Regions from separate parts of the Homo sapiens genome. Here region 1 is linked to region 2. A link is an interaction called in ENCODE POLR2A ChIA-PET data of the cell type or tissue named here. Cell type or tissue: PC-9. All regions are shown on one strand. Links, peaks and the distances in the headings refer to the core of each region. The heading gives the core; the rest is flanking DNA.

Region 1 (12,444 bases), core at 1,711-9,710, 1.8 Mb before region 2:
ATTCACCTTGTAAATTACTGTATAAAACTTGTTGACAATGCACTGACTTTAGAAAGATGTTAATGTACATAAATAGAGTGTAAATAAAATAGTGTTGATGTACTGAAATATGAACTGTATCAAAAGTATTGGTAATTGTATATGGGGTGTACCTGTTTATCTGTTAACTATTATCCAAACAAATTAAATACTGTGGTTGCCTCTATGTGCTGTTTTTCCTCATACAAGTAAACACAGAAAGTCAAATTCTTCAGCCTCCCTCTCTGTGATCCTGTTTTAATTCTCCTACTTGAATAATTTCTTTCTGACTTGTATACAGAGGGGATGCTTCATCTCTGAGGTTGGAAACTCTGTAGAGCAGGATTCCCCAACTCCTGGGCTACAGACCAGTACTGTCCATGGCCTGTTAGGAACCGGGCTGCACAGCAGGAGGTGAGTGGCGAGCTGTATTTATAGCCGCTCCCCCTTGCTCCCATTACCGCCTGAGCTCTGCCTCCTGTTAGATCAGCAGCGGCACGCCATTCTCACAGGAGAAAGAACCCTATTGTGAACTGCGCATGCTAGCAATCTAGGTTGTGTGCTCCTTATGAGAATCTAATGCCTGATGATTTGAGGTGGAACAGTTTTATCCTGAAACCATTCCCCCCATCCCCCCAGTCCGTGGAAAAATTGTCTTCCACAACACCCATCCCTGGTGCCAAAAAGGTTGGCAACCACTGATGTAGAGGGTAGAACAAGATCTCTCCAGTGACCAGGTGACTTTAAACATGGCTCACATCCCTTTTAGAAAGTTATGGCAGGGAAGCAAGTAGAGAGCAGGTGGTAAACTGAGGATTGGTGCCTACATTGGTACCTACAGTGGGTCCTACAGTCATTTTTGTGCAGATCAGGAGATGAGGTGAAGAGAAGGAAAGCTTCTCATTTGCATAATGCCTTGAAATGACCCTAGGTTTCTAGCGGGCACCGAGAAACCAGAGATGCCCCTTGTTGTCTGTCTGGGAGATCCAAGGAGACATCTGGCAGTGTTGAGAAGAGATGAAGGTGACAGCTGTAGGTCCTTCACCCTCAGCTTCTATTTGTTCACCTATAAAGTTAAAATACGGAACACTCAGGCTTGTAAGAATTAAATGAAGGACACAAACCCTGGCACAGTTGCTTGGTAAGTGCTCAATCCAACGATATTCAATCCTATTTCACAAAGAGGGATTTTTTGTTTGTTTTGTTGTTTGTTTCTTTACCTCCTTGCTACACCGACGCTAAAAGAGTTTAATAGTACTCTGTTCACATTTTCCAAAAACAAGAATACACATTAAAAATGTATAAAATGGGCCAGGCCCAGTGGCTTACACCTGTAATCCCAGCACTTTGGAAGGCCAAGGCAGGCGGATCACCTAAGGTTGAGAGTTCCAGGCCAGCCTGACCAATATGGAGAAACCCCGTCTCTACTAAAAATACAAAATTAGCCAGGCATGGTGGTGCATGCCTGTAATCCCAGCTACTTGGGAGGCTGAAGCAGGAGAATTGCTTGAACCCGGGAGGCAGAGGTTGCAGTGAGCCGAGATCACGCCATTGCACTCCAGCCTGGGCAACAAGAGCAAAACTCTGTCTCAAAAAAAAAAAAAAAAAAAAAGAATAAAATGAAACATGTTGAATCAGCAGCAGTGGCAGCTTGTTTAAGGAACAAACAAACAGAAAATTAATACGGAAAGTCAAAAAATGAAGCACAACTCTTTTAAGTGCCAGTCTGTTTTTAGGTTTCTTCTTTTTTTTTTTTTAAATAGAGACAGGGTCTCTGTTGCACAAGGATGGAGACACACAAGCCTGGCATGGCTGTAGGTGATACAGGGTGGAGACACTGGGAGGTCAATGCGGCTGCAGACACAGGGTTTGGAAACACCTGATGGAAAATGTGGGCTGTCAGATAAATCCCTGCTTAGAGAGAAATTTACAGCCTTAAAGGAGTATGTTAGAATAGAAAAAAAGATTGACAGTCAATCACATAAACTCCCTTCTCAAGAATTAAAAACGATCAAAATGAAAGAATGAGAAAGTAATAAAGAGCAGACATCAATGAAATAGGAAAAAAAAAGCAACAGAAACAAATCAAGGATAAAAGTTGGTTTATAGGGTTGGGCGCAGAGGCTCACACCTGTAATCCCAGCACTTTGAGAGGCCGAGGCAGGCGGATCACGAGGTCAGGAGATCAAGACCATCCTGGCTAACACAGTGAAACCCCGTCTCTACTAAAAAATACAAAAAATTAGCCAGGCGGGGTGGCGGGTGCCTGTAGTCCCAGCTACTCGGCAGGCTGAGGCAGGAGAATGGCCTGAACCAGGGAGGCGGCGCTTGCAGTGAGCCGAGATCGCACCACTGCACTCCAGCATGGGCAACACAGTGAGTCTCTGTCTCATAAAAAAAAAAAAAAAAGTTGGTTTATAAATATTAATACACTTAAGAAACCACTAGTGAAACCAACTGAGGCAAAGAGGAAAGACACAGAAAACCAATATCCGGAACCAAAACAAAAGCCTGTTCCATAGAGCAGTGTATTAAGACACTAGGAGGGTTCGGTGAAATACTTAGGACTACAAGTTTGACAACAGAGATTCAAATAACATCACATTGAAAAATAAACTTACTAGGCCGGACATGGTGGCTCACGCCTGTAATCCCAGCACTTTGGGAGTTCGAGGCAGGTGGATCGCCTGAGGCCAGGAGTTCGAGACCAGCCTGGCCAACATGCTGAAAACCCGTCTCTACTAAAAAATACAGCCGGGCACTGTGGCTCACACCTGTAATACTAGCACTTTGGGAGGCTGAGGCAGGTGGATCACGAGGTCAGGAGTTCGAGACCAGCCTGGCCAACATAGTGAAACCCCGTGTCTACTAGAAACACAAAAATTAGCCGGGGTGGTGGCACGCACCTGTAACTCCAGCTACTCAGGAGGCTGAGGCTGGAGAATTGCTTGAATCCAGGAGGCGGAAGTTGCAGTGAGCCGAGATTGCGCCACTGCACTCTAGCCTGGGAGACAGAGTGAGACTCTGTCCCCCAAAAAATAAAAATAAAAATAAACTTACTAAAACGGACACAGAAATAACATAAAACAAGAAAACTCCTACATATACCGAAGGATTTGAATTATTAGAAGTCAAACCAGCCAACAAAAATACTGTTCCACAAGGAAAATTCCATACCTAAAGAAATATTCCAAATATTTAAGGAAGAAAACACCTAAATTTCTCAGACTCTTCCAAAGAGAAGAAATATAGGAAATATTTTTCAGTTTTTTTTTTTTGTGAAGCCAGCATTACTTTGACACCACAATCTGAACAGGACCTTAGAAAAAAAAATTATAGGCCCACTCTTTCATTAACAGAAATACAAATATTCTAAAAAAAACCATATCATATGAATTAAACCACATATGGAAATGTAACACATGGATACCAAGTGGGATATACTAAAAAATGCAGGATTGGTTAACATCCAAAAATAGTTCACATAAAATATCCTATTTTCAGAAAAATACGAGAAAAACATATGATTATTTACAGTATATGTAAAAAAAAGCATTTATTCAAATTCAACAATTAGTCATAAATAACTCTTAGCATATGTAAAAGAAGGCAGCTTCCTTAATCTCATTGTTTGTCTAAAATGAAATTATAATAAACTACATAAGGAATACAGGATCACTGAAACCTGTTCCCTGGAATCAGAACCAGACACACCGTGTTCAGGAGGTGTGATGGGGACAATAAAAGAAGAAAATAAAGAAAAATAAAGGTGTAAGAACCAACATTTAAGCAATATAGGTGTTATTATATGTGGCTGACACTAACTACATAAGTATGTAAGTACGTTAAGTATTTAAGTACATAAGTACATAACTACATGTACATAAGTACATGAAAAACCCACCACAATCCAAAAATGATGCCTATGAATATGTGAATTAAACCAGGTAACAAGATACAAAATCAATATATAAAATCAATTAGATTCTTATTTACCAGCAAGAAAGAAATGTGAAATAAAATTACGGTACAATGACCAGACTAAGAAACAACTATCTGCACTAGAAATGACCCCATAAAGGATTAATTTATAGAATACCTTTTTAAATTCTTCAAATCAACATAAGAACACAAATGACCCAACAGAAAAGCCAGCACTGAAAATGAAGACAAAGACGCAAAGGCCAATAAATATTCACAAAACGTCGCTTCACTAACTTATTTCCAGTTCCAGATGACAGGAGGCCCTCAAGGACCCAGAAGGCAGGACCACAGGGAGGTGACAGCGCCAGCAGCAGCAGGGCAGGCCTCTGCCTTGGCCACAGCTCCTGGCGGGCTGCAGGGGCCGGGAAGCCCGAGCAGCCTGGCGCTCCTGGCCCCTGCACACACTTCCCTCCCTCCACCCCGTTCCTCTCTCTCTCTGTGCCTTGGGCCCCCTGGGATGCGCTCACATCCAGACTCACCAGGCCGGAGACGTTGGCAGAATGGAGAAGTGCTGGCTACAGGTGGATGATGCCCACCTGGCTGCCAATGACTTCTGCACCAAGCGAGGCTGGGTCTCTGGAGCTGCACCAGGGGCTGGACAAGCTGACCCTGGCCGGAGCCAACCTGGAGATGCAGCCTGAGAACCTCAAGGAGGACCTGGTCTACCTGAAGAAGATTCAACAATGACTATCTTTCTTCAGCCCCATCTAATTACGGCCCCTGGCACATACTAAACAGTCACTAAGTAATTCTTAAATAACTTTTATTTCAACATTCAGTTAAAAACATTCCATACTGTAACAAAAATTTCAATCTTTCAAAAGTCCAATACCCTTAGTTTGATTCAAGCTCCATCAAAGATGAATTGGTTAGTTTTTAATCTGGAGTTTACAAGTCATAGTTAATATTTCAAAAAGCCTAACATAGACGATATGTTTGCCCACAAAAGGAATAAAAAGACTAATGAAAATGGTAAATTATTTGCTTTGGGCTGGAATTTTAGTACCTAGGTCTGCCTACATGGTGCCAGTCAGAAGCATGATTTGTGTTGTACATGCCTTTATGTAGCAAAATATAATTCTTTAATAAATGCAGTTTGGTAAACATAATCTTTTAAGACACAGGACATAGGGGAGTAAAAAGAAGGCCTTGGTGATTAAAAAGTTGGAAACCACTGAATTAAATTACCTTCAAATCCCTGTAAGTATCCTGTTTATCCTTATAAACATTAGCTCTCACTGTACAGCATTGTAAAGACAAGCAGAAGAGTTAGACTTTTTTTTTTTTTTGAGATGGAGTTTCGCACTTGTTGCCCAGGCTGGAGTGCAGTGGCATGATCTTGGCTCACCGCAACCTCCACCTCCCAGGTTCAAGTGATTCTCCTGCCCTAGCCTCGCAAGTACCTGGGACTACAGGCGTGCCCCACCATGCCTGGCTAATTTTTGTTATTTTTAGTAGAGACGGGGTTTTAGTATGTTGGCTGGGCATAGTAACTCCTCATGATCAACTCGTGACCTCGTGATCTGCCCACCTTGGCTTCCCAAAGTGCTGGATTACAGGTACGAGCCACCGCACCTGGCCTACACTCATTACTTTCACAGGGTTTTTTCCCACATTTAAACTTGTCACTCGACTAGGAAGTCAAGATTGAAATGGCTCTTTCCATGAATAATTTAGTTTTGGGGTTGTTGCCAAAGTGATTTATAATGATTTTAATAATGATAGACATCCCTTAAAACATTCTCAAGTAATTAGACCCCTGGGGCTGGTGCAGTGGCTCATGCCGGTAATCCCAACCCTTTGGGAGGCTGAGGAGGGAGGAGTGCTTGAGCCCAAGAGTTCAAGTCCAGCCTGGGCAACATAGTGAGACCTCATCTCTTTGTATGTTAAAAAATAAATAATTTAAAAAATTGTATCGTTGGGACCATATTCTAGTGTCAGTTCTGAGACAGAAAAAAAAAAGGTGATTATGTCCAAGAGCTTTTGGCTTTTCCACTTGATTATACTTACGTTTGAAAAATCCAGTAGGTATTTTCTCTGCTTTCCCACCTTCCCATGGTTTTTTTCTAATAAAACTCATTTGTAGTGCAATAAGATGTGGTCTCCATCAGACTTTTCCTAGTTTTACTGCATTCATTAGGTTTCTGCTACCTATTAGAATAGGTCCTGTTTGTAGACTCTTACAGTCTTCAAATTCCTTTCCAATGTGAAGTTTCTGGTGCTTAAGAAAAGCTGTCCACCCACTGAAGGCCTTACCACAGTTGCTACATTCAAAGGGTTTCTCTCTGGTATGAATTCTTTGATGACTGACAAGGTGTGAGTTCTGACTGAAGGCCTTCCAACATTCAGGGCATTCATAGGGTTTCTCTCCAGTATGAACACGATGGTGTCTAATAAGATCTGAGCTGCCCCTAAAAGATTTCCCACATTTGTTGCATACATAAGGTTTTTCTCCACTGTGAATTCTATGATGTCTCAGAAGGTCTGAGCTCTGATTGAAAGTTTTCCCACATTCTTTACATTCATATGGTTTCTCTCCTGTATGAGTTACCTGATGTCCGATGAGGTCTGAGCTGCCCTGGAAAGCCCTACCACACTGATTACACCAATAAGCTTTCTCTTCTTGGTGAATTTTCTGCTCTCCCCTAAGCTCCTCATCCTTGCTGAAGGTTTTCTCACGTTCTTCAAGTTTCTCTCCAGCATGCAGTCTCTGATGTTTGAGGAAAGCTGTGTGCCACATGAAGAGTTTCCCACATTCCTTACATTCATAGGGTTTCTCACCACTATGAATTCTCCGACGTTGAATAAGGAGTGAACGCCGCCTGAAGGCTTTTTCACATTCAGTGCACTGATAGGGCTTCTCTCCAGTGTGGATTTTCTGGTGTGTGACAAGGTGGGACCTCTGGCTAAAGACTTTCCCACATTCACTACATTCATGAGGTTTCTCTCCAGTATGAACACGATGGTGTTTAATAAGATCTGAGCTGCTCCTAAAAGATTCCCCACATTTATTGCATACGTAAGGTTTTTCTCCACTGTGAATTCTATGATGTCTCAGAAGGTCTGAGCTCTGATTGAGTTTTCCCACATTCTTTACATTCATATGGTTTCTCTCTTGTATGAGTTACCTGATGTCTGATGAGATCTGAGCTGCCCTGGAAGGTCCTACTACACTGATTACACCAATAAACTTTCTTTTCCTGGTGAGTTCTCTGCTCTTTTCTAAGCTCCTCATCCTTGCTGAAGGTTTTCTCACATTCTTCAAGTTTCTCTCCAGCATGCAGTCTCTGATGTTTGAGGAAAGCCGTGTGCCACATGAAGAGTTTCCCACATTCCTTACATTCATAGGGTTTCTCACCACTATGAAGTCTCCGATGTTGAATAAGGAGGGAACGCCGCCTGAAGGCATTCCCACATTCACTGCACTGATAGGGTTTCTCTCCAGTATGGATTTTCTGGTGTGTAGCAAGGTGTGACCTCTGGCTGAAGGCTTTCCCACATTCACTACATTCATAGGGTTTCTCTCCAGTATGAATACGATGGTGTTTAATAAGATCTGAGCTACCCCTAAAAGATTTCCCACATTTGTTGCATACATAAGGTTTTTCTCCACTGTGAATTCTATGATGTCTCAGAAGGTCTGAGCTCTGATTGAAAGTTTTCCCACATTCTTTGCATTCATATGGTTTCTCTCTTGTATGAGTTACCTGATGTCTGATGAGGTCTGAGCTGCCCTGGAAAGCCCTACCACACTGATTACACCAATAAGCTTTCGCTTCCTGGTGAATTTTCTGCTCTCCCCTAAGCTCCTCATCCTGGCTGAAGGTTTTCTCACATTCAAGTTTCTCTCCAGTATGCAGGCTCTGATGTTTGAGGAAAGCTGTGCGCCAAATGAAGAGCTTCCCACATTCCTTACATTCATAGGGTTTCTCACCACTATGAATTCTCCGATGTTGAATAAGGAGTGAACGCCGCCTGAAGGCTTTCCCACATTCAGTGCACTGATAGGGCTTCTCTCCAGTATGGATTTTCTGGTGTGTAACAAGGTGTGACCTCTGGCTAAAGGCTTTCCCACATTCACTACATTCATAGGGTTTCTCTCCAGTATGAACACGATGGTGTCTAATAAGATCTGAGCTGCCCCTAAAAGATTTCCCACATTTGCTACATACACAAGGTTTTTCTCCACTGTGAATTCTATGATGTCTCAGAAGGTCTGAGCTCTGATTGAAAGTTTTCCCACATTCTTTACATTCATATGGTTTCTCTCCTGTATGAGTTACCTGATGTCTGATGAGGTCTGAGGTGCCCTGGAAATTCCTACCACACTGATTACACCAATAAGCTTTCTCTTCCTGGTGAATTCTCTGCTCTTCCCTAAGCTCCTCATCCTTGCTGAAGGTTTTCTCACATTCTTCAATTTTCTCTCCAGCATGCAATCTCTGATGTTTAAGAAAAGCTGTGCGCCCACTGAAGGTCTTCCCACATCTGTGACATTCATAGGGTTTCTCTCCACTGTGGAGTCTCTGGTGTTCAGTAAGGTGAGAATGCTGCCTGAAGGCTTTTTCACATTCATTACATTTGAGGGGTTTCTCTCCAGTGTGAATTCTCTGATGTGGGACAAGGTGTGAACTTTGACTGAACATCTGTCCACAGTCATAACATTCATAGGGTTTCTCTCCAGTGTGAATTCTGTGATGTATAATAAGATCTGTGCTTTGACTGAAAGCCTTCCCACATTTATTGCATAAATATGGCTTCCCCCTACTGTGGATTCTCTGGTGCAGGACAAGGTTTGAGCTTCCCTTAAAAGCCTTCCCACACTCTTTGCACTCATAGGGATTCCCACCACTGTGAATTTGCTTATGTCTCACCAGATTGGAGCTCTGATTGAAGTCTTTTCCACATTCATGACATATATAAGGTTTCTTTCCTGTATGAATTCTCTGATGTATAATAAGATTTGAACTTTGATTAGAGTCTTTCCCACATTCATTACACACATATGGCTTATTTCCTGTATGAATTCTCTGATGTATGATCAGGTTTGAACTCCTGTTGAAGGTTTTTTCACATTCCTTACATTCATAGGTCTTATTTATATTATGAATTTTCTGATGTTCAGTTAATCCTGACTTCTGTTTGAAGTTTTGGCCACTAACCTCATATCTATGGGAGCTTTCTCCTGCAGAAAGTATTTTTTCTCCTTCATTACATCCATGGCCAATCTCTCCCACAATGGCTTTCTGGGGGATAATATGCATTTCCCTGATACCGCTCTCTTGGGAAGGGAGATGTCTCATTGCATCCTTTAAAGGGCTTACCCAGTGCTTCAATAATCTGTCCTCAGAATTACTGGTTTCAACTAACTCACATTCCTGGGTGATTTGTCTTTGGAGTTTTTCGGATGCAGCCCTTGCTGACTTCTTTTCTTCAGAAATTTCCATCTTTGATTTCCATTCCTTCATCTTATTCCTGTCTTCAGAATCTGAAATGATAAGTAGATCATTCTATAATTCCTAAAATACAAATATCATCTCTTCATTATACTGGGCAGTCTAAGAGGGAGGAACAAAGAACTCAGAAGACCTTTCCCTGCCAAAGCTGAGATGTGGCTTTCACTAGCGACACTGTGGCTAACACAGGAACCTGTGCTACCACATACCCTGTTGGTGAAAAAACCCGCCAGGGTGCAGGCTGGAGCTGGGCTGTGGGAGTGGCCTAAAGGGTGGTGAATTAATTCACTGGGGGAGGAGGGCAATCTGGAGTTGGTCCACAGGAAGTGGCCTGTTGGATGGGGGAGGAACTTGCTGGATGGTGTGGCTGGGCCTGAACTGGTTCACAGGAAGCAACCCACTAGGGTAAATGCCACCAGGCCTCCCACAAGTTGATCTGCTAGCAGCCACATAAGTAAATAATTAAAATAAATAAATAAAAATAGAACAGCACACCGGTACCAGGAAGTTAGTTTCTCTTCCCATGGCCACGCATTGTCCCTCCAGCATCCTCTGTTGACAAAGTCAAATCTTGTACGAACTGGCAAAGGAGAAATGTTTACAGAATCCAGCTTTGTAACAAAAGCAAACAAAGATGGGTGGATCTGGAGTTGAGAGGCAATAAATTAATAACCAGCATACTGCTCTTTCCTCCCTATATATCATGATAGTTAAGCAAATCTGTACTATGCCTCAGAATAAAAACGTTTGGCTGTCATTTCAATAGAAATCAATTCTCTTCTTCTCAGACCTCACATTTTTCTTTCTGATATTCTGATGGAATTGCCTCCTTTTGTGTGGCAATTTGATTTCTTCTGAAATTACAAGATAGATGAGCTTATTGCTTTTGAGGGTCCACGTTATCAAATCCCTGACCTTCCCCAGTGGATTAGTCCGTTTTCATGCTGCTGATAAAGACATACCTGAGACTGGAGAGAAAAAGAGGTTTAGTTGGACTTACAGTTCCACATGGCTGGGAAGGCCTCAGAATCATGGTGGGAGGTGAAAGGCACATCTTACATGGTGGTGGCAAGAGAAAATGAGGAAGATGCAAAAGCAGAAACCCCTGATAAAATCATCAGATCTCATGAGACTTATTCACTACCATGAGAATAGTAGGGGGGAAACTGCCCCCATGATTCAAATTATCTCCCACCATATCCCTCCCACAAAACATGGGATTTATGGGAGTACAATTCAAGATGAGACTTGAGTGGGGACACAGAGCCAAACCATATCATTCTGCCCCTGGCCCCTCCAAATCTTATGTCCTCACATTTCAAAACCAATCATGCCTTCCCAACAGTCCCCCTAAGTCTCATCTCATTTCAGCATTAACCCAAAAGTCCACAGTTCAAAGTCTCAACAGAAACAAGGCAAGTCCCTTCCTCCTATGAGCCTGTAAAATCAAAAGCAAGCTAGTTACTTCCTAGATATAATGGGGGTACAGGTATTGCTGGGTAAATACAGCTGTTCCAAATGGGAGAAATTGGCCAAAACAAAGGGGTTACAGGGCCCATGCAAGTCCGAAATCCAGCAAGGCAATCAAATTTTAAACCTCCAAAATGATCTCCTTTGACTCCAGGTCTCACATCCAGGTCATGCTGATGCAAGAGGTGGGTTCCCATGGTCTTGGGCAACTCCACCCCTGTGGCTTTGTAGGGCACAGCCTCCCTCCTGGCTGCTTTCACGGGCTGGTGTTGAGTGTCTGCAGCTTTTCCAGGCATACGGTGCAAGCTGTAGGTGGATCTACCATTCTGGGGTCTGGAGGTCATTGGCCCTCTTCTCACAGCTCCACTAGAAGGTGCCCGAGTAGGGACTCCATATGGTGGCTTCGACCCCACATTTCCCTTCTGCAGTGCCCTAGCAGAGGTTCTCCATGAGATCCCTGCCCCTGCAGCAAACTTCTGGCTGGGCATCCAAGCGTTTCCATACATCTTCTGAAATCCAGGTGGAAGTTCCCAAACCTCAATTCTTGACTTCTGTGTACCTAAAGACTCAACACCATGTGGAAACTGCCAAGGCTTAGGGCACCCTCTGAAGCCACAGCTTGAGCTCTATCTACATTGGCCCCTTTCAGCCATGGCTAGAGCGGCTGGGATGCAGCGCACCAAGTCCCTAGGCTGGACACAGCATTGGGACCCTGGGCCTGGCCCACAAAACCATTTTCTCCTAGGCCTCCAGGCCTGTGATGGGAGGGGCTGCTGTGAAGACTTCTGACATGCCCTGGAGACATTTTCCCCATTGTCTTGCGGATTAACATTCAGCTTCTTGTTACTTATGCAAATTTCTGCAGCCTGATTGAATTTCTCCTCAGAAAATGGGTTTTTCTTTTCTATCACATTCTCAGGCTGCAAATTTTCTGAACTTTTATGCTCTGCTTCCCTCATAAAACTGAATCCATTTAACAGGACCCAAGTCACACCTTGAATGTTTTGCTGCTTAGAAATTTCTTCCACCAGATACCCTAAATCATCTCTCTCAAGTTCAAAGTTCCACAAATCTCTAGGGCAGTGGCAAAATGCCACCAGTGTCTTTGCTAAAACATAACAAGAGTCACCTCTGCTCCAGTTCCCGACAAGTTCCTCATCTCCATCTGAGACCACCTCAGCCTGGACCTTATTGTCCATAATGCTGTCAGGCCTTTGGTCAAAGCCACTCAACAAGTCTCTAGAAGTTCCAAACTTTCCCACATTTTCCTGTCTTCTTCTGAGCCCCCCAGACTGTTCCGACCTTTGCCTGTTCTCCAGCTCCAGAATTGCTTCCACATTTTGGATGTCTTTTCAGCAGCACCCCTGGCACCAATTTACTGTATTAGTATGTTTTCATGCTGCTGATGAAGACATACCCGAGACTGGGAAGAAAAAGAGGTTTAATTGGACTTACAGTTCCACATGGTTTGAGAGGCCTCAGAATTATGGCAGGAGGCAAAAGGCACTTCTTACAT
Region 2 (12,444 bases), core at 1,451-9,450:
CTTCCAGTACCGGAAGCCTTTGAGTTCCAAACTTCTGTATAAACCTGCTGACATTGTCCTAGGTTAACTAGGTATTTTACTAAACCAGCTGTTTCTGAATCAGTAATTACATCATCAGTTAAGAATAGCCTTCTGTAATCCCAGCACTTTGGGAGGCCAAGGCGGGCAGATCACCTGAGGTTAGGAGTTCAAGACCAGCCTGACCAACGTGGAGAAACCCCATCTCTACTAAAAATACAAAATTAGCCGGGCATGGTGGTTCATGCCTGTAATTCCAGCTACTCGGGAGGCCGAGGCAGGAGAATCGCTTGAACCCGGAAGGCAGAGGTTGCAGTGAGCCAAGATCAAGGCATTGTACTCCAGCCTGGGCAACAAGAGCGAAAATTCCATGTCCAAAAAAACAAGGCCGGGCACAGTGGCTCAGGCCTGTAATCCCAGCACTTTGGGAGGCCGAGGCGGGCAGATCACAAGGTCAGGAGATCGAGACCATCCTGGCTAACACGGTGAAACCCCGTCTCTACTAAAAATACAAAATATTAGCTGGGCGTGCTGGCGGGCGCCTGTAGTCCCAGCTACTCGGGAGGCTGAGGCAGGAGAATGGCGTGAACCCGGGAGGCGGAGCTTGCAGTGAGCCAAGATCGTGCCACTGCACTCCAGCCTAGGCGATAGAGAGAGACTCCGTCTCAAAAAAAAAAAAAAAAACACACACACACACACATAAAAACAAACTAATAGCCTTCGTATAGGCTTATATTAAATTTTGCTCTAGGGGTATTACAGATTTTTAAGAGAGCTATGGGCAGTAAGCTGACCCAAGCTTCTGATGTTTCCTGATCGAACTTAGCTAACGATCCTTTTAGAGGTTGATTAGCCCTTTCTACTTTCCCAGAGGATTGAGGCCTCCATGCTGAATGTAAATAGTATTTGATTCTGAGAGCCTTAGCAACTACTTGAGTTATCTGGGAGATAAAGTATGGGCCGTTATCACTTTGGAGACGCTGAAGTAACCCAAACTGGGGGATTATTTCTTTTAAGAGAACCTTATAACCACAGTAGCCTTCTCTGATCTGGTAGGATAAGCTTCGACCCAACCAGTAAAGATATCTATTAGCACTAACAAAAACTTATAACCTCTGCCAGCTGGCATATGTGTGAAGTCTAATCGCCCATCTTTTCCTGGGTATGTTCTATCAGCGTCCTCTAATACAACTCCCCTCTGGACTGGTTCTATTACAGGAGGCATTCTGTTTCCTGGGCTGTTCAGTGCACACAGTGAGCAGGTTTGACAGACATGCTTAACCACAGAAGCTAAGTTAGGCTCAATGAAGAGCCTGTTAACCACGGCCAGGGTGGCTTCTCTCCCCATATGCAAAGAGTCATGCAGAGTTTTTCTAATTCTCCATCAGGCTGCTTGAGGGAGATGTGGTTTTGATGCCATGTACCACCAGCATCCTGGGTTTTGTCCCCCTTGCTCCTTTATTAACTGTTCTTCCTGTGGTGTGTATTCAGGCTCCATTGGGGAATCACAGAAAAGAAGTAGAGCTGGAATCTGTTGGGATTGCACCCTGAGAACTACAGCTTTCGCTTCTCTATCAGCCTTTCTGTTTCCTTGTGCTATAAGGGTTAAGGCCCTTTGATGCTCCCTGCAATGAATTACAGCTACAGCCTTTGGCAGGTGTATTGCTTCCAAAAGCTGCAGAATTTCAGGCCTATGCTTTACAGGGGAGTGTTTGCTAGTTAGCAGCCCTCTTCCTTTCCAGATTGTAGCATGAGCATGGCAAGGGTTACCTGGTCCGGTGGAACCTCCCTTACTTCATCATCACTTACTGCCTTAGTTATTCCCTTTCTCATTCCTCCAAGGAGAGCCTCAAGAAATTTAGCCCAGTTTTTCGTTCCCACGAGAGCATTAGAGTCTCAATTAGGATCAGTTGTGGGGACTGTGTCTGGGCCCAGGTGATTGCCCTGAGGGTTTTGGGCAAATAAATCGTCTGCTTCCCAGTGGGCAGCCTCAAAAGATTCATTCCTTTTCAAAGGGGGTGCAAGAGGTTGCTAGAATGAATTGAACATTTCTCTGTGAGAGATCGAAGGCTGAGGTCAAAGTTTGGAACCCATCTGCTAATTTCCTGGGATTCTTAGAAGAGCTTCCTAGCTTTCCCTGACACCGTTGTATATCAGTTATAGAGAAGGTGGCCTGCACTAGGACTGGCCCCTCGGCTCCTGCTACTTCCTGAAGGGGTAGCAGGGCTGGAGGGAGAGTGGAATGTAGTGTCCCCTCCGAGCGTGAGGGGGACCTAGTAGGGTGTCCAGGGTTTGGGTTTTAGCCTCAGGAGCACTTGGCAAGGGGCTACGTGGGGGCGGTTATGTTCACCCTGAGAGACAGGTGGCCCTTATAAAAGGGGGTCATCTATACTATCTAGTCCTGTCTTTGGACTTTCTTTGCGGAGATGATTAGGTTTTGGCGTAGGGCCGTGAAGGCCTGTACATATGGTATTTCTGACCATTTGCCCTGCCAGGAAACAGCTGCTGCAAGACTGAAAAGAAAAGGACTCAGGTCCCTCACCCAAACCGGGTGGTGGTGATCAGGCGCTTCCACACGGAACCCTTTCAGTTTCCCTGGAGAGTGGCCCCAACCACAAACCTGCGGTTGCCTCCATGCCTAGGCACTGTCCACCGAGAGTCCCGAGTTGGAAAGGAAAAGAGAGAGAAAGAGGACAAAAAGGAAAATAAATCCCAAACGTTGGGCTTACCTCCTGGCTGGCTCACCAAAATACGTTACCAGCTGAAGGGTAGTTGGCCAGGTTCTTGGCGTTTTGAACTGAGAATTGGACAAAACACACAAAGCAAGGCAGGGAAAGCAGAGATTTACTCCAACAGAGGACAGTGGGCTCAAGCAAGCAGCTCCAAAGCCTGTTACTGAATTTTCTGAGGTTTAAATACCCTCTAGAGGGTTCCCATTGGCCCCCGACCAGTCTGATTGGTTGCAGGAGGGGACCAATCAGAGGTACTTTCATTTTTCAACTGCCTCGCAGAAAAAAGGAGGGGTTGAAAAGGGATGAATCGGGCTTGGGTTCCGAACCTAAGCCCAATTCAACCCCTCCTTTCCCTCATAAGCAGCATGAATCAGCCTTAGCTTCCCTGCCTCCAGACCCTATTCTCCTGCCTCAGTGGTAGTGTAGATCAGGCGAGGAAGTAGAAATTCTAATAGACAGTGGTGGGACAGGGAAGTGTCCATATGGAAAAAAATGGACCTTTATATCATACGTAAATAAATTTCAAGTAGATTAAAGGTCTAAACATAAAAGGCAAAATTAAGCAATGCATATAGAAGTGTAAAACTATAAACATTTGCAAGGAAGTGATTGTCACACGTTTGGAGAGTGGTTACTTCCGGGAAGAGGAAGAGGTTTGTTGCAGGTAGGGGATGGAGTGGGGAAAGGGACTCTGTCCATATTCTAACTCTTGGACTGGGTTGTAGCTATCTGGGTACTTTTTAATTTGCTTTAAATTATTTTTTAAATTGTATATAAATATGGTGGCCTTTTGTGTATTCTATACAGTCCACACTAAAAATGGTTAAGAAAAAAAGCATGACGTATTTAAAGATAACCACCACCGTAAGTCAAATCACTGAGTAACTTAAAGCTCACAAGTAATATTTAAGAGTACCCAGAAACTTGTTCTCCTCCTAGAAAATATATACAGTCAAAAAAAACAAGAGCCCTCAAAAGTGTTAGTCCAAACTGCACCATTATGTAAGTCTCCCGCCATTTCACAGACCTTGGTCAAAGTGGAACATTCCACGGGGGTTCGGACCGTGAGAAACAGCCTGCCTCTTATCTTATTCTGCTAGGAGAAAATGCAAGGAACACCACACTCCACCAGAACAAGGGCCAAACCGCCTGATCAAAGGAACATCTTATCAATATCCTATCAGGCAGCAAGCCATACTGCCCAGGCCCCTCCCGCCCATACCTATAAATACCCCAGCCTGTAAGCAGTGGGCACTGACACTAAGCTGGTCCCCCACCTCTATAAGTTTATCCTGGACATAAATGCCTGCATTTGCTGTTGAGCCATTTTCTCTCTCTCTCTCTCTCTCTCTCTCTCTCTCTCACTCTCTCTCTCTTTTTTTTTTTTTTTTTTTTTTTTTGAGATGTAGTTTCCCTCTTATTGCCCAGGCTGGAGTGCAGTGGCACAATCTCAGCTCACCACAACCTCCGTTTCCCCGGTTCAAGCGATTCTCCTGCCTCAGCCTCCTGAGTAGCTGGGATTACAGGCAGGCGCCACAATGCCCGGCTAATTTTGTATTTTTAGTAGAAATGGAGTCTCTCCATGTTGATCAGGCTGGTCTCGAACTCCCCACCTCAGGTGATCCGCCCGCCTTGGCCTCCCAAAGTGCTGGGATTACAGGCGTGAGCCACTGTGCCCAGCCAAGTTGTTATTATCTAAGGACCTGAAATCAATAGAAAGGAATTGTCTGGGTTAAGATAAGGGGTTGTGGAGACCAAGATTCTGAGGTGGGAGGCAGGACTTGACTCCAGAGGTGGGGCTAGGACACTAGACCAGTTGAAGGCTAGCTAAAAACAGGTCGGGGTGCGGGGTGGGGTGGGGGGCAGAAGCACCTTCTCATAAGACACACCCACCAGTGTGCCAAGTCAGTTGACCATTGCCATGGCAACACCTGGAGGTTACTGCCCCTTTCCATGGCAACGACCTGACAACTGGGAAGCTATCACCCTCATTCTAGAAATTTCTGCATAACTCCTTTAATTTGCATATAATTAGAAGTGGGTATGAGTGCAGACCTGCCTCTGAGCTGCTACTCTGGGCACACTGCCTATGCGGTAACCCTGGTCTGCAAGGAGGAGGACCTCCGCTGCTGCTGGTACACTGGTGCTTCAATACCAACCTGGCCAACATGGTGAAACCTCGTCTCTACTAAAAGTACAAAAATTAGCCAGGCATGGTGTGTGCCTGTAATCCCAGCTAATCAGGAGGCTGCGGCAGGAGAATCACTTGAACCCGGGAGGCGGAGGTTGCAGTGAGCCCAGATAGTGCCATTGCACTCCAGCCTGGGTGACAAAGTGAGGCTCTGTCTCAAAAAAATAAATAAATAAAAAAGATAACATAACTCTTTCAACCAATTTCCAGTCAGAAAATCTTTCAATCCACCTATGACCTGGAAGCTGCTGCCTTGAGTTGTCCCACCTTTTCAGGCTGAATTGACGCACACCTGACACGTATTGATTGGTATCTGTGTAACTTCTGTCACCCTAAAACGTATAAAATCAAGCTGTGGCCCGAGCACCTTGGGCCCATGTTCACAGGACCTCCTGGGGCTGTGTCGTGGGCCTTGGTCACTCATTTCACTCAGAATAAACCTTTTTAACTATGTTACACTTTAGCCCTTTTTGTCGACAGCCTCCTGTCACTTTCCCTTGAGAAGACGCTGTTTTCGAGAATACTCCCAGTACCTGCCTTTCTTGTGCCAACTAAGAACACTCCTATTCATCATAACCTGCATTCTCACGGAGGGTCGCTTGTTACTCACCAGGCAAACAAACCCTGGCTTTCCAGGTAACAGTCGGCCCTCTGTATCCACAGATTCCACCTCTGCCATTATAGAGGGCTAAGTATATGTAAAACCTGTCATTTAGAGCCATGTGATTTAAAGAAAAATATCTCACTCATGGATTTGATGGGTACTGATATGCACTTGGCTATAAGCTATTGGTGTATCCACAAGCTCATTGGAACAGAAACCCAACTATTACAACAGACCCTGAAATTTTGTGAGCTCTCAAAAATTTCTGCTCAAAAAATAGATTCTCACTTTCTGCTTAATTTTTCCGTAAATCTAAAATTTCTCTTAAAATGAAGTCTATTAATTGAAAAAATATATACTCTGGAAATGGGCAATGTTGTCTTTAAGAAAAACTTGTAGTCGGTGTGTTTGTTGTTAAGCAGTTACAAAATTTAAGTTATAGCATTTCTGATTTCGATTCTTAGAAACAAAACTAGATTTGTTTTGCTTTAGAAAGAATGTAAGGAAAGCTAATTTGTGAAGTAAGTACTTCCTAAAATGAAGATGAATTCCTGTTTAGATAAACCAGGAGAGGAAGTTAAACTGAGTGAGTGTGGGAAGAAAAAAAAAAAGATTCCTTTGAGAGATGCGCCTTTTGAGCATAATTGAAAGTGACTGAGATGTACAATAACGAGGGAACCAGGCAATAATTCATTAATGGAGCAGCAGCATTACTCTAAACAAATATTTGCTTTTACATAATTAACCAAACTAAAATGATCTGAATGGAAAAGTAGTTTACAGTAACCAAAACAGCATGGTACTGGTACCAAAACAGAGATATAGATCAATGGAACAGAACAGAGCCCTCAGAAATAACGCCGCATATCTACAACTATCTGATCTTTGACAAACCTGAGAAAAACAAGCAATGGGGAAAGGATTCCCTATTTAATAAATGGTGCTGGGAAAACTGGCTAGCCATATGTAGAAAGCTGAAACTGGATCCCTTCCTTACACCTCATACAAAAATCAATTCAAGATGGATTAAAGACTTAAACGTTAGACTTAAAACCATAAAAACCCTAGAAGAAAACCTAGGCAATACCATTCAGGACATAGGCATGGGCAAGGACTTCATGTCTAAAACACCAAAAGCAATGGCAACAAAAGACAAAATTGACAAATGGGATCTAATTAAATTAAAGAGCTTCTGTACAGCAAAAGAAACTACCATCAGAGTGATGAACAGGCAACCTACAAAATGGGAGAAAATTTTCGCAACCTACTCATCTGACAAAGGGCTAATATCCAGAATCTACAATGAACTCAAACAAATTTACAAAAAAAAAACAAACAACCCCATCAAAAAGTGGGCAAAGGACATGAACAGACACTTCTCAAAAGAAGACATTTATGCAGCCAAAAAACACATGAAAAAATGCTCATCATCACTGGCCATCAGAGAAATGCAAATCAAAACCACAATGAGATACCATCTCACACCAGTTAGAATGGCAATCATTAAAAAGTCAGGAAACAACAGGTGCTGGAGAGAATGTGGAGAAATAGGAACACTTTTACACTGTTGGTGGGACTGTAAACTAGTTCAACCATTGTGGAAGTCAGTGTGGCGATTCCTCAGAGATCTAGAACTAGAAATACCATTCGACCCAGCCATCCCATTACTGGGTATATACCCAAAGGACTGTAAATCATGCTGCTATAAAGACACATGCACACGTACGTTTATTGCGGCACTATTCACAATAGCAAAGACTTGGAACCAACCCAAATGTCCAACAATGATAGACTGGATTAAGAAAATGTGGCACATATACACCATGGAATACTATGCAGCCATAAAAAATGATGAGTTCATGTCCTTTGTAGGGACATGGATGAAATTGGAAATCATCATTCTCAGTAAACTATCACAAGAACAAAAAACCAAACACCACATATTCTCGCTCATAGGTGGGAACTGAACAATGAGATCACATGGACACAGGAAGGGGAACATCACACTCTGGGGACTGTTGTGGGGTGGGGGGAGGGGGGAGGGATAGCACTGGGAGATATACCTAATGCTAGATGACGAGTTAGTGGGTGCAGCGCACCAGCATGGCACATGTATACATATGTAACTAACCTGCACAATGTGCACAGGTACCCTAAAACTTAAAGGATAATAATAAAAGAAAAAAAAAAAGAAAAGTAGTTTGGAGTATTAACTATGTACATGATTACTCTCAAGCAGATTACAGGCATAAATGGCGGTTGTATTTCACATAACTGCACATCAATAGCTTTCAAAAGAATCTCAACCCTCCACTGACCACAGTTCAGACAGATTTTCCATTTAGATGCCTGTTTGATGCCTCAAGGCCTTAGACATTGCCAGAAATGACAAATGACAGTTGTCCTGGATATTTCTAGGAACACCAGCTATTATGCTCAGAATGTTATAATAACTCTTCTATTTATTACCTACAGCTAAAAATCTAATGATGGTTATTTTATAGTGTCTCTGGAAATTGGAAAGGTAATCATGACCTCGAACTTCTACAAACAGAGTGGGGGGAGACTTAAAAGAAAAGGGCTTGAATTATATAATTAATAAATATCAATTTTTAAGCATAAAAGCCATTGGGTTTTTTATTATTTTGGTAGTGTTAGGTACATAGCTATAAGAAGGTATCCCAAGCCCGTTTTCTCCTCCCAGTCCTGTGTCCTAAAGTTTTCCTGATGTGTCAATAGAGTGTCACTATAGCCCTGTGAATTAGTAGATATCGCTCTAATGAGATATTTACGCAGGATGAAGTTGGGAGAAAGTAAAGGAATGCCTAAGCCAGAGATCTCTGCCAAGATTCACACCAGCACCTTTCAAAACTTTGCAGCCTATGAAGAGCCAAATATTGCATAATCCAGATCATGTTTTCCAATATTGTCAATGGAAAATCCTAAAGTAAGAGATTCTCAGAATCAGAGATACTACTTCAACCCAGATTCTTGTCTCAGTGCAGGTCGTAAAGACAAACAGGCTTGACTCTGACTTGGTACTTTCTTCTAAGTTCCTAAGCTATAACATAAATATGCAATACTAGAAGGTCATAATTATTCACAATAAAATGTCAATGCATTTATTTATTAATATGCTTCATTTCAGACAGAATTAACAATCTTATTCTTCTAACATATAGCACTTAGTGAGCCCAATGAATAAACTCTTGAGAGAACCTTAATCAGACTCTGACTAAATACATGTTTTGGCAGATGTCTTAGTCCATTTTCTGCTGCTATAATGGACTGTCACCAACTTGGTAATTTATAAAGAATAGCAGTGGCTGCTGGGTGCAGTGGCTCATGCCTGTAATCCCAGCACTTTGGGAGGCCGAGGTGGGTGGATCACGAGGTCAGGAGATCAAGACTATCCTGTCTAACATGGTGAAACCCCATCTCTACTAAAAGTACAAAAAATTAGCCGGGCATGGTGGCGGGTGCCTGTAGTCCCAGCTACCGGGAGGCTGAGGCAGGAGAATGGCGTGAACCCAGGAGGTGGAGCTTGCAGTGAGCCCAGATCATGCCACTGTGCTCCATCCTGGGCAACAGTGCAAGACTCCATCTCAAAATATATAAATAAATTTAATTTAATTTAAAAAGAATAGCAATTTATTTGACTCACAGTTCTGGAGGCTAGAAAGCCTAAGAACATGGTGTCAGAATCTGGCAAGGACCTTCTTGCTGCATCAACCCATGGCAGAAGGGCAAGCAAGCACACAAAACAGAGACAGAAAATGGAGACCTAACTCCCACGACAGCTAAGCCACTCCCATGATAACGTCAATCTATTCACAAGGGCCAAGCCCTCATGACCTAATTACCCTTTAAAGGTCCCATCTCTTAATACTATCATGATGGCAATTAAATTTCAATAAGGGTTTTGGAGGAGACATTCAAACCATAGCAGCAGGTATGAGCAGGTTTAAGTCAGAAGTCCATTGCTAGCTATGACTTACTGACGGGAGCCATTGAAACAGTTAAACACCTAGGAAACTACCTTCTTTTGACTCTTCAAGACATTTTGTACCAGATTATATTGGATTATACGTAGGGTGGAAGCAGGTTTTCGCATGCCCTCACTTACAGTACATATTTCCTATGTTAGGCTCTTCTGTGAAAACTTCTTGTTAATTTTTCAAATCTGATACTTACTGAGTACCTCTACATTTTTGCACTTCTCATTTCCAGTAATCCATTTTATCTCTGATTATTTCTGTTTGTCTTGGTTACTGCAGTTTTATTGTAACCTTGCAGTCTATTTGATCTTTTCACTAATATTTCCTAGTCTTTTTTACTCATTTTCTATGAATTCTAACTCATGCTTCAGCTACTTTGGTACCCCTTTAAATTCTTCAGTTTCTAATGAGCTTTCCAAAATTCCTAAGGATAGCTAAGTAATTAAACGTTGAAAAAAGTGCCTTTAATTGTTATAAACAATCACTGTTATGTCACCTATTAAATGTAAACATTTCCATAAGTACCAGTGTAGTTTTTTCTTGATCACTGGAGACTTGCCCATTTGTGAGCTAGAGTGATCACGTGAAAACCTCAACAACTAAACCATTTCCCATTTTACGATTTTGTTTTTTGTGAAATTTTTTTAAATTATTAGATTATAAACTATATCAGACATACCAAAAAGTATAAGCATTTTATATGAAGAAATTTCATAAGAGTAGTCTCTTGTTACTCTTTTTATCATCTTACACTGAATGACCTTCTTATTTTTTCTATTTAAAAGGTTTGGGAGCCAAATGCTTTTGTGGGGGTATTAAATAAAATGTATCGGAGGCCATTGGTTTTGACTGAGCTCCTATACTAAGTCCAACAGACCAAACCAAAATGGAGTCACTCATGCTACAGGCCCACATCATCAAGACAAAACTAAGTTGTTTATCTGACCTTCCAAGAAATCAGGAGAGTGAGACATAATAGCCAAATCCCCAAACAACCCAATTTTAGCTGGTATAATAAGGAAGTCCACTCTGCTTTAATCTTTACGAGGAAAGTAACTCTGAAACAACCAGTCTACCTTTTATTTTCTATTTCTGCTTTCCTCAGCCATTTTCTGCCTACCACCACCTCTGCTCAGCAACTCAGAGCACTCATTCTATTTTGTAGGATGAGGTGTTACCTTACTCTAGAATGGCAAATAAAAACCAATTAAGGTCTCTAAATTTGTTGTAATTTTGTCTTTTGTCTTTTGATGGGGGTTAGCCACTTTTGTATCCTCTGATAATATTTTATTGTATACAACTTGTACACCTGTACACCATTCTCCTTCATTTGTTTACAAATATGGCAATTTTTTCTTCATGTCAAAAGTATCTACATCCATTGTAAAAAAAAATTTAGGTAATTTGGATGAACAGAAAAGAAGAAAAATAATATAAAAACCATACAAAATTCTACCACCTTGAGATGTTTCTTTTTTGTATATTTCCTTTTGTGTAACCAGGGAGGAGGCCTACACTGCTTATTTCTCCTTATAAAGGAATTTCCACTCATATAACTCCTGTTGCTAATGCTGCCTTATTTTGTGCCACGTGGCCCCATTCCACAAGTCACACAAATCACACTGACGATGAAAACCCTACCTATATTAGTCAAGGTTTAGTCAAGAAAACAGACACCACCCTAGACTTTTCAAACCAAATAAAGAGGAACGTTAATAAGGAAATTGGTTACACAGGAAATGGAAAAGCTGAGAAGCCAAACACAGGATGAGATGATGAGGCCACTGAGAGGTCGGCAACAGCCAAAAGCAACTGCCACCCTGGAACTAAAGGGTCAACGGGATGAGGTAGTTTCATCAGAGCACAGAAGTTGAGGCCAAACAGAAAGAGCCAGAACTAAGGAGAGGGTATTTCCCCCGCAGGAGCTGGAACCACAGAGAGAGCGTTTGGTTGGGAGGAATTGGAGACACACAAGAAAAGCTGTCACGGAAAACAGAGAAATAGGGGGCAATATCCTAGGCTTTCCCCTCCTCCCACCCTCCAGTCATCTGCTATCATCTTTCTGTGGCCAAACTTACCCAAAAGACTTCAGGCAAAGGAAATGATGGGAGGTGGGGTGGGATGGGAGCAAAGCACAGGCAACTGGCCAACAATTGTCTAAGAGTAGCCCCTGAAGTGACTGGCCACACATCACCTATGGCGTAGTCTTGCTAAAAATGTTTAAGCTGAATCTAATCATGAGGAAACAATCAGGCAAATCCATATTGAAAGACATTGTACTAAACAACCAGCCTAGACTCTCCAAAATGTCAATGTCCTAAAAGACAAAAGAGGACAGAGAACTTATCTAAATTAAATAACATTAGGGAGGCTCACGCCTGTAATCCCAACACTTTGGGAGGCAGAGGCAGGAGGATCACTTGAGCCCAGGAATTCAAGACCAGCCCGGGCAACATAGTGAGACCCCATCTCTATATACAAGAAAAATCAAAAAATGAGGCGGGAGGATCACTTGAACCCAGGAGGTCAAGGCTGCAATGAGCCATGATCAAGCCACTGCATTCCTATCTGGGCAAGGGAGTGAGATCCTCCTGTCTTTCAAAAAAACAGAATATTAGGGGGACATGGCAACTAATTTTGATGTGTGATCACAGATTAAGTATTGGATCAAAAAAGAATGGTATATAAAGGACACGACGGGGCAATTGTGGAAATATGAATATAGTTAGTACACTAGATGATAGTTGTATAGAAATGTTAAATTTCTTGAGTGTGGTAATTTGGTTGTGGTTATGTAAGAGAATGCCCTTGTTCTCAGCAGATATATGCTAAAGTATTTAAAGGTAAAATGTCATGATGTCTTCAACCAACTCCATATATATATGCTTGGAGAAAGAATGT

Evidence for each region. ChIA-PET counts read pairs that join two places held together with the same protein. Peaks named below come from ENCODE experiments on the same cell type or tissue, not always from the same donor. Only the 100,000 strongest peaks of a DNase experiment are listed, where the experiment ranks them.
Region 1: POLR2A ChIA-PET joins it to region 2 with 5 read pairs; 1 of 35 experiments calls an interaction of 5 or more read pairs at or near these places.

Annotation. Positions count from the first base shown.
Region 1 is chr17:5,174,787-5,187,230 of GRCh38, forward strand. It overlaps ZNF594 (zinc finger protein 594), which reads right to left. Exons shown (of 2, transcript NM_032530.2): 2 at 4,749-9,490. The coding sequence starts at 9,470. The coding sequence ends at 7,047. It overlaps USP6 (ubiquitin specific peptidase 6), which reads left to right. Exons shown (of 38, transcript NM_001304284.2): 38 at 1-205. Among named protein-coding and RNA genes, the nearest start is that of ZNF594, 11 kb to the right of the region's middle. In PC-9, for the core only: no CTCF peak of the experiment used is centred there; no DNase peak of the experiment used is centred there; H3K4me3 peaks cover 1,696 bases.
Region 2 is chr17:6,937,503-6,949,946 of GRCh38, forward strand. It overlaps LOC124903906 (a long non-coding RNA gene), which reads left to right and starts at 4,132. Exons shown (of 2, transcript XR_007065595.1): 1 at 4,132-12,444. In PC-9, for the core only: no CTCF peak of the experiment used is centred there; no DNase peak of the experiment used is centred there; H3K4me3 peaks cover 1,373 bases.